3 separate regions of the Homo sapiens genome follow, and all the other regions are linked to region 3. The links are chromatin contacts, found by Hi-C or POLR2A ChIA-PET in ENCODE. All regions are on one chromosome and are shown on one strand. Each heading gives the region's core, a stretch centred on a gene start or an enhancer-like site at or near the end of the contact. The rest is flanking DNA. Distances are from core to core; before and after follow the strand shown. Region 1 overlaps INPP5B (inositol polyphosphate-5-phosphatase B). Region 2 holds the start of INPP5B (inositol polyphosphate-5-phosphatase B). Region 3 holds the start of MEAF6 (MYST/Esa1 associated factor 6).

Region 1 (3,079 bases), core at 101-2,600, 410 kb before region 3:
GATTGGTAGTTGAATCGGTAGATTGGTAGGAGTCTTTCTGCTCCTGCACTTATTTAACTGCTCCTTTTTTTTTTTGAGACGGAGTCTTGCTGTGTCACCAGGCTAGGAGTGCAGTGGCACGATCTTGGCTCACTGCAACTTCCACCTCCCGGGTTCAAGTAATTCTCCTGCCTTAGCCTCTCTAGTAGCTGGGACTACATACATGCACCTGCACGCCACCACACCCAGCTAATTTTTGTATTTTTAGTAGGGATGGTGTTTCACCTTGTTGGCCAGGATGGTCTCCATCTCCTGACCTTGTGATCTGCCCGCCTGGGCCTCCCAAAGTGCTGAGATTACAGGCGTGAGCCACCGCGCCTGGCCTCACTGTTCTTAACATCTTTTTTCTTTTCTTTTTTTTTCTTCCTAACCACTAGATGACCAGGGATGCTGTTAACTTCCTTTTGCAGCTTTTTCTTTCCTTAAAAAGAGTGAAGTCTGATTTGGGAGAAATACCTCATTATTTCCATCTAGCAACTGAAGTTGCTCTTATTCAGAAAACCCCATTGAGGATCCTGTACAGGGCCCAGTACTTATCCAAGTCAGTCTGTAAAATGTTCACCTGCATTGCATCCTGGGTACATGCAAAACCTGGAGCTGTGTTCTGGAGGGTTTTGAACTATGCACTAAAAAGGAAATGGCTACTCAGAAGTCCCACAGGGGCCATTCTGGGCTATTTTAACAAAGCAGTAATAGCAAATACATTTTGTTTTTTTTTAATCCAAAGTTGATTAGAAATGAGCCAGCTTCGCCGGGTGTGGTGGCTCAAGCCTGTAATCCCAGCACTTTCAGAGGCCGAGGTGGGCGGATCACAAGGTCAGGAGTTCAAGACCATCCTGGCCAACGTGGTGAAACCCCATCTCTACTAAAATATAAAAAATTAGCTGGGCGTGGTGGCGTGCGCCTGTATCCCAGCTACTTGAGAGGCTGAAGCAATCACTTGAACCTGGGAGGCGGAGGTTGCAGTGGGCTGAGATCACGCCACTGCATGCCAGCCTGACGACAGTGAGACTCCGTCTCAAAAAAAAAAAGAAATGAACCAGCTTTGTAGTAACTCAAATTTACAAGGGGATGTGTTTAAGTATTTTTTCTTCTGGACCCAGGAAACAAAGTATTAAAGTCTGTCATGCCAGTGAAAGGAAATGAATGCTATTTATATCTCAGGGTAACATAAAGGGTAACCTAGTTTACCAGAGTAGAAGCCAGAGAGCATGTTAGCAAAATAGCCCCCGGGGTGGTTTTCTCTCTCACTCTCTCTTTCATCTTGTTTTGTCAGTACTAATAGGTAAAACTTGTGTGACCAACATATCCTTTTAGCATGGAGAAAATAAATTTGCTTTTGTTTATCTTAGAGAACAAATATTGCCCATCATTTCCACCGTTGTGGGAAGCTCTGCAGGCTCCTAAGTAACTTATTTTAAGTCACTTTGTTTCCTTAAACAAAAGAGAACTGTATTCGTTTTTCTTCTTCCTTTTGTTGTTCCCCTCTCCATTTTCCTTCTTTGGGCCATTTAATCCAGTTTTATGTTTCTAGTACAAGAGAACCCCCTAAAGATTCTTTTTTTCTTCTGAAAACAGTTTGTTTTGGAATTCTGCAGTTATTGTTGAGAGCAAGTGAGGTGACCCACAAACACTCAGTTAGAAGTGGAGCTTTGAACAGAAAAATCCTCAGGGAGGGACAGTTCAGGAAGAGGGAGGCATCAATATATTTATTAGAGGAAAGATACTGTACTGTTGGAGGATAGATGCTAGCTGACTTGCATGTTTTTCTTTGCTACTTAAAATATACTGTTAGCCCGGCACAGTGGTGCGCACCTGTAGTCCCAGCTACTCGGAGGCTGAGGCAGGAGTCTTGCTTGAGGAGTTCCAGACCAGCCTGGGCAACATAGTGATATCTCTAAATTTAAATAGATAAATATATAAAATAAATTACGCTCTAACAGTTTTGTTATTGGTGATCCATACATGAACTGAAGCTAGCAAATATGAATGAGAAGAGACTTTCTTTCTTGGAATGCCAATGATGAGAATTTAAACAAAGTGGATGTCAAGAGGCCTGGACATTTTTCTTTTTCTTTTCTTCATGGTTCCTTGGTGCACTATTACTTTCTCTTTTTGTTTTTATTTATTTTTATTTTTATTTTATTTTATTTTTTTGAGACGGAGTCTCACTCTGTCACCCAGGCTGGAGTGCAGTGGTGTGATCTCTGCTCACTGCAGCCTCCACCTCCTGGGTTTAAGCAGTTCTCCTGCCTCAGCCTCCCAAGTAGCTGAGATTACAGGCATGTGCTAACATGTCTGGCTACTCTTTGTATTTTCAGTAAAGACGGGGTTTCAACATGTTGGCCAGGCTGATCTTGAACTCCTGATTTCAGGTGATCTGCCCACCTTGGCCTCCCAAAGTGCTGGGATTATAGGCGTGAGCCATCATGCCTGGACTAATTTTTATATTTTTAGTAGAGACAGGGTTTCACCATGTTGGCCAGGCTGGTCTTGAACTCCTGACCTCAAGTGATTCAGCCTGCCTTGGCCTCCCAAAGTGCTGGCATTACAGGTGTGAGCCACCATGCGCAGCCTCTTTTTGTTTTTAGAGACGAGATCTCCCTGTGTTGCCCAGGCCGGTCTCAAACTCCTGACCTCAAGTGATCTTCCCGCCTCTGCCTCCCAAAGTGCTGGGATTACAGGCATGAGCCACCGCGCTTGACCTCTTTGTACGATATTAAACGTGTGTCTCAACTTTCCTCTTATGTCTTTAAAATGGGAGTGAATGTTTGCCTCCTGGAAAGTCACACAGGACTTAAGCAATGCTAATTATTTAGACGTGCTTTCATTTGGGAAATACAATTAGAAATGGGAAATGCTGGCCAGCAGCGGTGGCTCATGCCTGTAATCCCAGCACTTTGGGAGGCTGAGGTGGGCGGGTCACTTGAGGCCAGGAGTTTGAGATCAGCCTGGTCAACATGGCGAAACCCTGTTTCTACTAAAAATACAAAAATTAGCCCGGCAGGGTGGCACATGCCTGTAGTCCCAGCTAGTCAAG
Region 2 (3,302 bases), core at 43-2,542, 430 kb before region 3:
GTCATTAGGATGGCCACTTCACTTGGGGAAAGAGGAAGGGAAACTGTTCACAAGTCACAACAGTCACCCCCTCCCCAGCACTGAAGGCCCATTCCTTCAGTTTGGGCCAAAGCTTGAGAGAAGGTGTATTTATTAAAATAGTTCAGAAAGTAATTCACTAACTCCATAGATAACTGTGTGCCAGAAACTGCTGGTATGTTGATGAAAAGGCATAGTCCTGTCCAACGGGAGCTTACAGCTTAATTAAACAGCCAATAGGCCAAGTGAGAATGATCCTAGCATTCCTTATCTGAGCTGGGTGAGCAATCACAGCTCACTGCAGCCTTGAACTCCTGGGCTCAAGCAATCCTCCCACCTCAGCCTCCCAAGTAGCTGGGACTACAGGCATGCACCACCATACCCGGCTAAATTTAAAAAAATTTTTTTTTAGAGATGGGGTCTCAAACTCCTGGCCTCAAGCGATCCTCCCTCCTTGGCCTTCCAAAGTGCCGGGATTACAGACATGAGCCACTGTGCCCAGTCCCTGTGCTGGCTCTTTTTGTCCATCTTGGGTAACCTCCTTATCTTAGATGGGGAAATTGAGTCCCAAGGGAAGAAAGGTCTTGGCCAAGGTCACAAAGCCAGGCGGATCAGGGGAAGGACGTTGCCGGACAGGAACAGTGTCATACCCTTTATAAAGTGCGTTCACACCCAGTAGCCTCAAACAGCCCTGTGTGGCAGGAGGGCTGGGTGGGGCTAAGGGAGGAAATAGGGCAGTGTGTAGCGGTATAAATGGCCCAGGAGTTGCAGTCAGACTTTCAGTGGAGTCCCAGTGTTGCCACCTGCTAGCTGCAGGACTTAATGTCAAACTGCTTAACCTATCCAAGGCTCAGTTTCTCCACCTGGAAAATGGACATAATGGTTCTTCATAGTCTGGTTCTCCCTCCATTAAACCAGGAGAAGGTAGTTATTTTAGGGGAAGAGTTTCAGTAGAGGTCCGGGTTGTCTACCCTGGAGTGAGAAGAGCTGAGGATGGAACTAAGGAGAAAATAAAAATGCATTATATTCTTCCCCTAAGATAAAATGTGACCATCTTCCTTCTGGGTGGGAAGCTCTGGCCCCATGACCTAGAGGGCTGGGGATGGGAGTGAGGGCAATCATTAGAAAACCTTTCTGGTATAGGAAGCCCAGTGTACCCCAGGGCCTAAGGGGTTAACACGGATGGAGAGACTCCCCACCCCACGATTGACTCGGGCATGCTGGGACTTGCAGGCTGACTGACCACCATGTGGCGCAGGGGCTGTTGGGAAATGTAGTCACTGTCCCGGAACCTGGGGCAGCGGAGTCCCGTGCGCCCTGTGGTGACAGCTCAGGAGGTAGGTGACAATGTCAGGGAGCTGTGGGTGGGAGCAGAGCAGGAAAGCCAGGGCAGGGCTGGGCAGGAGGGAGTGGGCAAGCTGAGGGCTGGGACACCCCCCAACCCCCGGCCTGCAGCTGATGCAATGGGCCTGCTGGGGCGGGGGTGAAGGGCAAGCAGCAATGGGACACTTCCTGTCTCCAAGGAAAGAGGAATGGGACCCTCCTGAATGACAGTAAGGGGATGTTCCCTGAACCCCACATGGACACACCACTGACACCTCCCAGAGAGGCGCTAGCAGAACAAAAACTGTCCCCAAAAGAGAGGAAGAGCCATGTCCTAGGAGCAAAGGGACTAGGTCCCCTTCTCCAATCCACGTACCCCACTTCCAACAAGGATAGACCACACTCAAGAGCAACTGGATGCCCTCCCAGACAAAGGCAGTATAGCAAACTGTAGATCCCAGCGGGGCAAAGGGACTGGACCCCTATCCCTAAAAACTGAAAGGCCTATTCTAGGGAGGACAAAGAGGAGGAGGAGGAGGATCAGGCCTCCCCGGTACCATCTCCCTCTGCAAAGGCCCCTCCCTCCTGCCCCCAACCCCTCTGAGGCAGCTCCACCACCCCATGCGTAACTTGTTGACCAAAGCGGGGCTCCTATCTCCCCTCCCACAGGGTGTGTGCGCTCAGCAGGGGCCAGCATGGACCAGTCTGTGGCAATCCAGGAGACGCTGGCTGAGGGGGAATACTGCGTCATCATATCCTTCCTGTGCTAACTGCGGCCCTGAGCCTGCCCTGGCCTTGGGAAGAGGAATGGAAGGTGTCGAGGTGTCTATCCCCTCTCCTGCCCCTCTGAACCATCAGGGGAGAAGGAAATCAGTATTTACTAAGTACTTACTGAGTCCTGGACTCTCAGCCAAATGCTTTAAATACGCAGTTATCCTCCTAACTCCCTATGAAGTTGGGGATTATTATCCTCATTTCATAGATAAGGAAGGCTTAGAGAGCCTGTTTGTCTGTTAGTTCAGCACATGGTTTGAGTGCTCACCCAAGGCCACACAGTGAATCTGGGGGGGCAGGGGAACAGAGGGAAGGTGGGACAGCCTGGGTGGGGAGAGGCCTCGCCTCTGGGTTGTCTTCCCTTGACTCTGAGCCGCAGGCGGTGCAAGGTGTGCTGTGTGAGGGGGACAGCCGGCAGAGCCGCCTCCTGGGACTCGTGCGCTACCGCCTGGAGCACGGCGGCCAGGAACACGCGTGAGTGAGGGGCTTGGTCCCCACCTGTCTGGGCCATGGGGTTGTTCATCACTGCACCCTCCAGCTGAACTTCAACTGTCCCTCCAGGGCAGGGTCTGAGTCTCCTAGAATAATTATCACAATGATAGTTAATATTTTTTGAACACTATATTTTAAACCCTGCACACGTACTAACTCATAATCCTCAAGATCTAAGGAGGAAGTTTCTTGAGAAGAGACAGTTTAACATACTAGTCCAGATCTTGAGCCTCGTGGTCCAAATGCCTGGGTTCAAACCCAGGCTTTGTTACTAACAAGCCACATGATCTATTGTTTGTTTGTTTTGAGAAGGAGTCTTGGTCTTTGCCCAGGCTGGAGTGCAGTGGGGTGATCTTGGCTCACTGCAACCTCTGCGTCCCAGGTCCAAGCAATTCTCGTGCTTCAGCCTCTTGAGGAGCTGGTATTACAGAGGTGCCCGCCACCATGCCTGGCTCATTTCTGTATTTTTAGTAAAGACAGGGTTTCACCACGTTGGCCAGGCTGGTCTTGAAGTCCTGACCTCAAGTTATCCACCTGCCTTGGCCTCCCAAAGTGCTAGGATTACAGGCATGAGCCAGCGTGCCCAGCCTCACATGATCTTTTTTTTAGAGACGGGGTCTCTTTCTGTCACCCAGGCTGGAGTGCAGTAGTGCACTCATAGCTGCATGCTGGAACTCCTGGCCTCAGGTCATTCT
Region 3 (3,098 bases), core at 316-2,815:
AGACGAGGTTTCACTGTGTTAGCCAGGATGGTCTTGATCTCCCGACCTTGTGATTCACCCGCCTCGGCCTCCCAAAGTGCTGGGATTACAGGCGTGAGCCACCGCGCCCGGCCTGCATTCCCCTTAAAACAGGGAACAAGGCAAGGATGTCTAATGTTATCACTTTTATTTAACAGACTACTGGAAATCTGCACAATAAGGAAGAAAAAGAAAAAGCACTCAGCTTAGAAAAAAAAAAACTCCCTATTTATTTGCAGATGAAATTATTATCTATGTAAAAATTCCAAGGAATCTATACAACCCCCCCTAAAATTAGTAAGGGAGTTCAGCAAGATGGCAGGTTACAAGATCCGCACACGAAACCAGTTATTCAGAATGCAGCACAGAGGGACAAAAAGATGGAAAATATAGACGGTAGGTTAAAAAGCTTCTTATGTTCGAGTTCCAGAAGGAGAGAGAAATGAGACAGGCATCTGAAGAAAAATGACTGCGATTTCCCAAAACTGGTGGAAGATACCAACCCACATATTATAGAAATCCAAAGACTTCCAAGCAAGAAACAAAACAAAAGGAAGAAAAAATATCCCACTTAGACTTATGATAGCGAAACTGCAGAACAGTGAAAGATGGAGAGCTGAGGACGGAGAAATCCACAGGGGCCAAGTGAAAACAACGTTTACACCTTGGACTTAACGATAAAAGCGAACTCGTACTTGCACAGTCATTGGCGCCTGCCAAACCCCTTACACATATTAGGTGATTTACTCCTCACAGCAAATGTATTAGGTAGATTCTATTACTGCTTGTATTTTACAGATGAGGGAGTTGAGATTTGGTTATTTGCCCAAAGGAGCACACTTTATCGATGTAGCGATAGGATTTTGAACAAGGTAGTTCTCGCTCCAGTTTTGTGCCCTTAACCACTACACATACTTGTTTCTCCAAAGGGCACTGGGAAAATGGGAAGCCACTGAAAGACTTTAAACCGGGGAGTGATAACATTTGTTTCTGGAAGATCCTGGCACCACTGTGGATAGTGGATTAAGTGGGGCTAAAGGTGGAAATAAGCCGCTGGAATAATGTAGCCCCAAACAGGGAGGGCCTGAATGAACTAGTGAGGTGGCAGAAGGCGCAGGCACAAGCAAATGGATTCGCGAGCTCTTCCGGAGTCGAGTCCATAGAGCTTGACCTGGGATCGCGTTTTACTCCAGGTGCAGAGTGAGGAAAACCGCGTTTCTGACGCAGGCAATTCGGTGGATAGTGAAAGTCATTCACTGAAGTGGACTGAAGCGGGGCGCACAGGAGACTCGGAGGCCTGAGGACGAGCTAGGCTTTGGACGCGGTGGATTTGTGGCGTCTGTAAAGCCGGCGGCCAGCCGAGGGGCAGGAAACGGCAGAAAGCAGAAGCCGCATCTCTAGAGCTCTCCGAGAAGGACCTTCGAGAGCCCCGGCCTTAGCGAAGCTCGGCACGGCGCTGCACGCGTCTCCGGAAGCCGCGCGCGCAGGCGCAGAGCGGGGGGGCGCCCCCTGGCGGCGCAGGGACCGCCCCCAACCTCGCGCCGCCGCCGCCCGCCTCAGCCCAACATGGCGATGCACAACAAGGCGGCGCCGCCGCAGATCCCGGACACCCGGCGGGAGCTGGCGGAGCTCGTGAAGCGGAAGCAGGAGCTGGCGGTGAGGGGCTAGGACAGGGGTTGCACGGCATGGGGCTCCGCGCCCGCCCCGCCTCCAGGCCCCAAGCCCGGCCGCGCTAGGCCGTTTGTTACTCCGGGGGCGCGGCGCGGCGGGCCGGGTGCTCGGCGGCCTGAGGCCGGGTGCGCATTCTGCGGCCCGCCGGCGGTTCAGCTTCCCGGCTGTGCGAATCCGGAGCCGGGAGAGAGCCGGGAGCGCGGGAGGGGGAGGGGAAGCGGCAGCCGCAGGAGGGGGCGTGGAGGGAGGACGGTGCCGGGGCCCGGGGAGAGGGCGCTAGGAAGGGCGAGCGTCAGTGAGCCGCGGGGGTGGGCGAGGCGGGCTAGTCCGTGATCTTTGCGGGGAGGGGGTGGGGAAGGAGGCTAGTGTGGGAGGGGGACCCAGTCACCCCGTCTGGACTTTGGAGGCTGGTGGGGAGCGTGTTCTTTTTGGTACTGGGAGTAGATCCGTTGAATGGAGGTTTTTGATAGACAGGGTTGTGATGTGTTTGGGAACATCTAGAAGGTGACAGGCGAGGGAGAAGAACACATTCCGGAGAATTCAGAATTGTGACAGGCACCCAAGGCCCAATGCACTCTGGTGGCTAAGCTCTTCCTGCCCCCGCGTCTCGGCTTGGGCACCCGGGAGGCCCCTCTCACCTGAAGCTGCCCTTCTAGGTTTCCATAGCAACTGGCAGCCCGGTGTCGGCGGCCTCTCTTGAGCCTGCGGGGAGGGGAGCGAGTTGACGCTGAAAGGCTGCTCACCTTTCCCTCTCCTGGTAGCGATACCTTTTGTGCGTGGGAGTGGACATCGCCCAAGTTCTGCGTTAGCCTGGGCTCTTGACTCATGGTTTCCGTGAATCCTCTAAAGTATATGCAAAATTTCGCGTGTGTGTGTATTTTTCTGGAGACATGCTTTATACATTCAGGGGTCCATCACCCCCAAAGGTCTAGACTGTCTTAGTCCTAAACGGCTCCTCCTCCCCGTATCTTCCATCTCTCCACAGGGTGGTTTAGTGTGGGCAAGCTTGCGTTTACGAGTCTAATATCAGGATTTCATTTTGGCCAGACTTAAGTGTTTGCATTTAAAAGGTATCATTCATGTCCTTGTTTTTCATCTCTCAGGAAACATTGGCAAATTTGGAGCGACAGATCTATGCTTTTGAGGGAAGCTACCTGGAAGACACTCAGATGTATGGCAATATTATTCGTGGCTGGGATCGGTATCTGACCAACCAAAAGTGAGTGTCGAAAGCCTGTAGTGTTCCTATTGTGCCCTAGTAACGTTTGTTTTTAGGACTGTATGCTCTTAGTGGCAACTTTGCTGGAGGCAGTAGTAAAGTAGTGGTGTGATCTGGACTTGAACTCTTGGACTCTGGCTCAGGCACTGCCTCACCGAATAATCTTAGACAAGGCTCACATCTGTAAAAT

Evidence for each region. Hi-C counts contacts between places; a loop is a spot of excess contacts on that map. ChIA-PET counts read pairs that join two places held with the same protein, here RNA polymerase II (POLR2A). Pooled maps may share reads with other maps.
Region 1: a pooled map shows a loop between it and region 3 (3-fold over the local background). The contact joins the enhancer-like site here to the promoter of MEAF6 in region 3. A Hi-C loop is called at or near these places in 8 of 50 pooled maps. POLR2A ChIA-PET finds 5 or more read pairs at or near these places in 3 of 52 experiments (CD4-positive, alpha-beta T cell, CD8-positive, alpha-beta memory T cell and T-cell).
Region 2: a pooled map shows a loop between it and region 3 (8-fold over the local background). The contact joins the promoter of INPP5B here to the promoter of MEAF6 in region 3. A Hi-C loop is called at or near these places in 8 of 50 pooled maps. POLR2A ChIA-PET finds 5 or more read pairs at or near these places in 4 of 52 experiments (CD4-positive, alpha-beta T cell, CD8-positive, alpha-beta memory T cell, T-cell and 1 more).

Annotation. Positions count from the first base shown.
Region 1 is chr1:37,924,291-37,927,369 of GRCh38, reverse strand. All of the region lies in intron 7 of INPP5B (inositol polyphosphate-5-phosphatase B), which reads left to right. Among named protein-coding and RNA genes, the nearest start is that of INPP5B, 21 kb to the left of the region's middle. RefSeq lists an enhancer at 968-1,207. Within about 2 kb of position 1,350, at least 5 of the 41 ENCODE cell types and tissues checked have a DNase peak (open chromatin) inside an H3K27ac peak, as active enhancers do.
Region 2 is chr1:37,945,043-37,948,344 of GRCh38, reverse strand. It overlaps INPP5B (inositol polyphosphate-5-phosphatase B), which reads left to right and starts at 1,292. Exons shown (of 24, transcript NM_005540.3): 1 at 1,292-1,355; 2 at 2,011-2,093; 3 at 2,495-2,589. The coding sequence starts at 2,037. It overlaps LOC105378651 (a long non-coding RNA gene), which reads right to left. Exons shown (of 5, transcript XR_001737983.3): 5 at 2,718-3,066. RefSeq lists enhancers at 1,124-1,363, 941-1,470.
Region 3 is chr1:37,513,233-37,516,330 of GRCh38, reverse strand. It overlaps MEAF6 (MYST/Esa1 associated factor 6), which reads left to right and starts at 1,565. Exons shown (of 7, transcript NM_001270875.3): 1 at 1,565-1,674; 2 at 2,793-2,908. The coding sequence starts at 1,585. RefSeq lists a silencer at 1,381-1,980.